2 separate regions of the Mus musculus genome follow, and region 2 is linked to region 1. Evidence: chromatin contacts called from ENCODE Hi-C or POLR2A ChIA-PET data. All regions are on one chromosome and are shown on one strand. Each heading gives the region's core, a stretch centred on a gene start or an enhancer-like site at or near the end of the contact. The rest is flanking DNA. Distances are from core to core; before and after follow the strand shown. Region 1 overlaps Gm32398 (a long non-coding RNA gene). Region 2 has its middle 8.0 kb from the start of Gm51967.

Region 1 (3,534 bases), core at 199-2,698:
GAAAAAAAAAAGATAAAGGGAAAACAAGCTTTTCCTAGATTACTGAAGCACAAGAGATTGAAGTAGTTTAGAAGTTTCTTTGGAGTTCTTGTTTATGATTGATGGAGAATATCTCCTTTGGACACAATGGTTGCCTAACATACCCTATCACACTGGATTAAACAGTAAGAACATAAAGATATTTAGCTATGCCACTGATTTACCCCCAGCACCTTGAATGTACGCCCTTTTTTGCCTTGACTTTGCTCATCTGCCAAATGGGAGTCCTGCTCTCTTATTAGTTCTCAGGGCCATGTGTAAGAAATGAATTAGCTATTATTAACGCACTGCAAACTTCCCAGTGACACTAGCTACATAAATATAGATCGTTCTTGTTTTAAACAAGTGATGCTAAACAAAACCAAGGAATATTAAATTATGAATTTACAGAAGAGATAAATTATGGAGGTAGTTATTATTTAAATTGGAGAAATATTTCTCATTTTCAGCCCAGGGTTCCTTTACTAAGCAATCTATCTTGTGCTTTTAAAAAAAAGTAATTCAATTTACAAAAATTTGATTTGTGTGCAACTTTTTAGAAACATTTATCATGTAAAGTGAGACATCATATGACTAAATTAGAGAGTTTACCAGTATGTTTTGGCTTAGGATAGATATCATTTCCTCCAAGAATGAGAATATTGGCAAATTGATTCTCGCATATCCCTTTCTCAAACCAAGACCATCCAAGTCCAGTTTTGAAGCATCTGGTCCAGCAATTAGTGGTAGCAGTGGAAATACTTGGATGCATGCTTTTGATCTGTCAGGAAACCACCAGTGAGCTCAAAGTTCACAAGGGTTCAGTATTTTCCTCTGGAAAATGAGGTTGGTGGAGACGCTGGTCTCTTCCAGCTTTAGAGTTCATTGCTAAAAGGAGTGACGCAAACTCACAAAGGGCTGGAGCTGGCAAGCTGTCAATGTGTAATAAATCAAAACATCGATGGATAAACAAAGTTCACATTTTCATTTCTTTCCACCCAATTCTGAAAACCCTGAAGCAGAGCTCCAAGTTTACAAATAAGAAAATAAAAAACCAGCTCAGAAAAGCCAATTCTTTTCTTCATTGACTTAACCTCTCCTGGCCATTCGCACACCTATAAGCCTGGTTGGGACGGGGAAGGGAGAGGTGGCTTCCATGGCTCTATTTTGATGGCTGTGTTGGAAAATAGACATGCAGATCAAAGGTCATGCCACACTGATCATGGGAGACTACAGTGACCCTTCACATTTCACCTCCTACCATCAATTACTAGAGTCACGAGGAGTGAAGAGACACTGAGACATGGTGGTGGCTCAGCTTGAGTCTCTCACTGAATTCCCTGCATTTCCCCACACAGGTCAGTGCTGCCCTGGCACTGGATGCCTGTGTCCTGCTTGTCACTCTGCTAGTCACTATGCTAGTCACCATCAGTTAATCAGACTCCATGGCTGAGTTCCAGCCCTGGCCATGGGTTATCCTGGTCTCTGGTCTCTACTCCCCTGGCAGAGAGAGATGTTATCCCCCCCTAAGAGTGGAGGGGGAGTTGCTAAGGAACGTTATTAGTGTGCTGAGGGCAGACCAATCTCACAGAGTTTTTGGCCTCAGCCATTTGACTCTCATCAGAAAAGCATTTTTATTTTTATTTATTTTATTTTTTATTTATTTATTTTTAAGAAAGGTTTGTCAGTGTAAGAAAGCAGGCCCATGAACTAAATTAGAATCTGAATTATTCTGCTCCTACACCACATGTGCATTTCCTGGACATTTTCATCTGTTGTCCTCAAAGGTGGGTGAAGTCTACAGTGCAGAACTTGGCTCTCCAAGGTTTGGGGCTCGTCCTTCCTCCCCTCTTAGAGGCTGGCAGTCTTGGCAGGGGATCTTGTCGTCTGACTTTTGGTTCTGTCTCCTCTCAGATCTTCACTTCCCACAAGAATGAATTCTCAGCGTGTCTCCAGGAAATTAAAGCAATCCATTATATATTGTCTCCCCATCATTGATGCAGGGATAATAGCATTTAACCCACCTTTGCAGTATACTGAGTGGCCTGTCAGGATCTCTTCTTTCAGAGGACAACTTGGAAACACTTTAATAAATGCTCCTTAACTGCAGGCTTTAAAAAATACATGGGGTCAAATGGCAAACTGGTCTGAGATAACTGCTTCAGCAAACAAGACTGGCTGTCATTAACTCTGCTTCTTTGTCTCGTCTCTTCCTCTCTCCAATGATTCCATTTCTCCAGTGACATGCTATGTCCATCTGGATGTATAGTCTTTGGGGGAACCTCGATCCTGTTCACTGCAGATTGTTCATTCTATTCCTGCAAACATTCCTATCTCTTAAGCTGGCAGTGGTGGAGTCGTATGACCCATTGCATCACTAGTAAATAGACTGATCTATGGGACTCATCTTGGTGCTATTGCACAGTGACAGTGTGGGACTGGGTTGATTGCCATCCACTGCATACCTGTACTTTCATTTTCAGTACAATTAGAAACATAATCATACACTTTGGGAAATCTGCTTTTGTACATCAGTCTGAATTACCCATCATTGTCATCTACTAGCTTAATACTTGTGTGTCACTGCTAGTGAAAAGGGAAAGATTCTGTTTCTCATTTTATCATCTTACCTCCTGTTTAGTGAGGGTAAAGAGCAGCAGACATCTCACAACCTAAGGAAGATGATCACCAGAATGTAGTGTGAACCTTTTCTCTCATTTTACAGACAGGGAAATTAAGTGAATGCTAAGCTTTGTAATATCTTAAGTCTGAAGTATCCTCATGTTGTGCAACACTATTGCTAGAGAGATAGGAACACATATCTACTCATTGCAGATAGGGAACTGAGGACCAGCCAAAGCACAGATACCACCAAAGTCCAACTTGAGTTTTACTGGGGTTATGTACAGAACTGTGGGTGAAGGATTACTTGCGGGAGCAAAAATGATTCAAAGACAGCTCTGTCACCAAATCCTCCTCCCCAGTATGGGTGAGAATCCTTAAAAGGAGGAACCATGGAGTGCATTGTACAATCTTCAGGTAGCTCAGCATGTGTGAACTATTCTTCCAGGTAGTTCAATTGTTTTCAGCCTCTCCTAGGCTCAGATTACCTGACTATCAGTAATCCTAACTGCTTCTGTTTGCTTGTGGAGGAGGGACCTAGTGTATATAGTTAGCTTCAGTGACGTCCTAAAACTATTCAGAGTTATTTACTTCCCAAGCTTAATAAGCTTCCTAGTGGGATGGGATAACACTTCCTACCTTAGATATCATCCTGTTGTTTAACTTCACTGAACGTATCCTAAATCTTAAGAAGGTTTCCTCCAAGATGGAAGGTTTTAATCCTGGAGTAAACTGTTAACAACACCCCATAGCTTCATGTCTGAAACTGTTGGTTTGAGGAAGAGCTGTGACATCTTAGGAAGTGCTTCTTGGCTTGTGGAAATATACCTCTATGTCTGGGCCTTTGCAGTTATACCTACCCCTTGTTTTGGCTGGAGTTTTTGCTTCCTCGTC
Region 2 (3,642 bases), core at 81-2,580, 2.8 Mb after region 1:
GTCTACAGAGCAAGTTCAAGGGCAGCAATGGTTACACAGAGAAACCTGTCTTGGAAAAAAACAAAAACAAACAAACAAAAAAGTTTGGAGCCATCCTGGGCTACACAAGGTCCCGCCCCCCCCACCCCCCCCCAAAAAAAACACCAGAGTGTGTCCTAGTGACACAAACTGAATTATGTCCCTTTCCTCTAAGAGCACTCCAGTACAGTTCAGACCCTCCACATGGCTGAATCAATACTTTATGATCTGGATCCTGTTCAGTTCCACTGTGCCCTGCAGTTTTCTGGGGCAGCTGCAGAATCTAGTGGTTAGTACCACGGTGCCTGTGGACAGCTCTTCCTCTGACTGGCAGCCTTTTACACCTGTGTGTGCATTCTCGCCCCCAAGAGGTACCCCAACAGGGGGACTGTCCCAGGGACTCCATGGTGCTTTGCCACTCCTCAGTGAGAACACTGGAAAACACAAGGTTTCACCCCATGATCCAGCAACCTCCTCCTCACGGGCATCTTATTCATGACATCTGGAGTCTTCATTGGGCAGATGGCAAGACTGATGCCTTGCTGAGACTCACACTTGTAATGTTCTCTGTGAGATAAGGCATTCTGGGTTCCCAGAATCTAGCATAGCGCCGGGAACAGACAAGCCCTTGGTAAGTGTTTGTTGATTGAAAAAGGGGAGGAAGTGGAGAATGAAAAGTTTCTATACTCATATGTCACCTTTTGTTTTCACCAGAGCTATGTCAGTCAAGGACAGGCTCCAGTGTGCAGGGGTTAAGCTGTCCCTGGTGTGTAAGGAGGGCACACAAAAGACCCTCTTCAAGTATGAAAGGCCACATGGCTGTTAGGAATACTACAGTGAGCTATTTGGGATGTGTAAGATCCAAAGAGATGACCCCAGAGAGTCTGAGAGCAGACAGGATGTGTGTCATCCTCCTTGCCCCCTGGAGGCCTGGCTGTCTACCTAGAAGGCATTTGCTCTCCCCAGTGGACTACATCGTTATGCAGTTACGGGCTTAGAGTCTGCATCACAGAAAAGACTAAGTGCCCTCTCTACCTTTCCCCATACATACATACATGGTCCTCAGGCTACCAGACCAGGCTATCTGCAGCCAGCCCTGACCCCATCCGATTCCATCAAGTCCTCAAGGCCTAGCTCCTCAGCCACCTCCTCCAAGAAGCCTTCTCAGACACCTGGTTCCTAGTGTCCCTTCTCACACTCCTGATTCTGTTGGCAGATGGGACCCCCTCTCTCAGGCCTCCACCAGGCCACTGCTCCTCCCAAGCACAGCTGCCTCTTTCTCTGTTTCTGGGGTTCAGACAGAAAGGCCAGCAGAAGCTGCCCAGTGAATAGGCTAATTCAGAGCCTGCTGTCTGCTTGGAGCTTTGCAAACCACACTGTGGGAGGCAGAGGTAGCAGGAAGGTATGGGGCCCTCGGTGACCACAGTGGTTTGCCTCAGACCTTGGCTGCAGTCTGGAGGGAGCAGAACAGAAGAGGCCAGGTTTTCTGCACATGCCCTCTACTCTACAGAAAACTTTCCAGGACATTCTATGGGTGAGCAAATATGGGCGATACTGGGTGAAGCGAAACTAAACCTGGGCCTTTAGAATGGAGCTTCTCCCAGCCAATGCTGACATGGGGTGAGGCTCCTTAGGGGCATGTTTCTCACTCATTGACTGCAGAACCCCTGATATAACAATGCCTTATTTGTTGGGACATAATTTGAGAGACCACCATCAAACCTGGGTGTTTCTTGGAGTCAGAGTGGAAGAAACAAGACCATGGAGGTTCTAGCAGCCTCAGGGAAGGGCTGTGAGTGCTTCCTGCCTCGCCTTTACCTCAGGAACATTGCCAGAGTAGGATTACTAGTCCTGTGGATTCAGGCTTCGATGTGACCTTGGAAGTCTTAGCTCAAGCTGCTCAGGCCAAATTGTCCCCAGGTGAGGCCAGGGTTGCAATCCAAATCCTAGCCCCAGGCCACTCTGGGCTGTTCTGCGGAGGGATGCAGGGAGCAAAGCTTTCCCCGTCCAGTGTTGAGCCATCTCAGCAGAGCTGGTACTTCTGCCGTGTTTTCCCTGCTTTCTAACAGTTCTGCACTCAGGACCTTGGAGGAAAGAGAAATCTTCAGGGCCTTTCCAGAAGGCTACGGAAGGAGATAGATAGTGGCAAAGCTCGTGGTGACATGAACTCCAGTAACAGGAGGCCAGTGGGCAACAGAGAAATGCCAGAGCCTCCCTGGAAACCTATCGACACTGCTTAGCTGTGTGACTATGGGTGGATATGAAGCCCCTGCACCAGCCTCAGTTTCCCCAAGGGTACAGTGGGGTTGGTAAACACCAGTGTGCATGGTCACTGGGAGAAGGCTATCCATGACCCTCACCCCAGTACCCCTACCTCAGCATGGCAAGCCCTCGCCAGAAGCCCAAGGGTGGGTTTGGATCCAAGTATTACCATTTCCTAGCAAAGTGTCCTTGTGTGACTCACTGAACTTCCTGTTGCCTTAGCTGCAATACTGATTGGTTGATAAGGAAATGTCAATCGCTGAGAAATTTGTGTCTTTGGCACAGTCTAAGAAGAGCCTGATAACTCTTATTATTCTATAGCAGTGGTCCTCAGCCTTCCAATTGCTGCAACCCTTTAATAAGTTCCTCCTGCTGTAGTGACCCCAACCATAAAATTATTTTTGTTGCTACTTCATAACTGTAATTTTACTACTGTTATGAATTATAACGTAAATATTTGATATGCAGGATATCTGATATGTGCCCCCTGTGAAAGGATCGTTAGACCTGCACAAGGTTACAACCCACAGCTTGAAAATCGCTGTTCTAGAGACTGGAAAGGGACTAGTGTGGTGTTCATGCTAGGCTATGATATGGTGAAAAAGAAACCAAGTCATGGGAGACAGGGAGAGGCTTGACGTGAAGTGCAGTAAGAAATTCTCTATTACTGTGGAGTCTGATGTATGCCTAAATGCTGTCATTTCAGTGAGCGTGCACAACCATTGATGTGACAGTTTCAATGTGATATCAGCACTGTACAAAGTCTATGAAGTGTAGAGGGCCACATGAACCAATTCTTGAAACCTATGAGGTTGCTCTGAGGCCAGTCTGGGGTCAGAGTGCTACACTTGATCCCAGACCTGGGCCTCTGTTCTAGAAGAAGGAATATGTCCCTGAAGTCTCCTTATGAATGTGAGGGCTGTCCAGAAACTGTGTTTAGGCCTAGGGAAGGATCCCACCCAATCAGACCCAACTCAACAGTCTAAACATCCATTGCAAAGCCCCTCACAAAGACCCTGGAGGTGCCAGTATCATGATAGGTTTCCTGACTTGGTGTTCCGGCATTCCTTCCTTGTCCTGGATCCAATGAGCCCAGATACTGTTGTCTAACCTTTTGCTGAGTGGAGTCAGATTGGAAAGATGTCCATGGTTTCATTGTTCTGGATTTTTTTAAACAGTGTCTGGGTCTCATGCATTCCCAGTTGACCTTACTATCACTACACAGCCAGGATGGCTTTGAACTTCCGATCCTTCTGCTTCTCCCTCTCCAGTGCTGAGACTGCAGACATGTGCCATCATGCCTATGTGGTACTAGGAATAGAACCCAGAGCCTTTTTATAAAATTCCAGGACATGCCTCTAT

The links. A loop is a pair of places that touch in the nucleus more often than their neighbours do. ChIA-PET counts read pairs that join two places held with the same protein, here RNA polymerase II (POLR2A).
Region 2: a map of regulatory T cell shows a loop between it and region 1 (7-fold over the local background). The contact joins two enhancer-like sites. A Hi-C loop is called at or near these places in 1 of 37 maps with a recorded cell type or tissue (regulatory T cell). POLR2A ChIA-PET finds 5 or more read pairs at or near these places in 1 of 5 experiments (embryonic stem cell).

Annotation. Positions count from the first base shown.
Region 1 is chr12:5,667,788-5,671,321 of GRCm38, forward strand. The region is part of intron 2 of Gm32398 (a long non-coding RNA gene); the gene reads left to right. Among named protein-coding and RNA genes, the nearest start is that of Gm32398, 71 kb to the left of the region's middle. Within about 2 kb of position 1,449, at least 1 of the 3 ENCODE cell types and tissues checked has a DNase peak (open chromatin) inside an H3K27ac peak, as active enhancers do.
Region 2 is chr12:8,439,138-8,442,779 of GRCm38, forward strand. No RefSeq gene overlaps it. Among named protein-coding and RNA genes, the nearest start is that of Gm51967, 8.0 kb to the right of the region's middle. Within about 2 kb of position 1,331, at least 1 of the 3 ENCODE cell types and tissues checked has a DNase peak (open chromatin) inside an H3K27ac peak, as active enhancers do.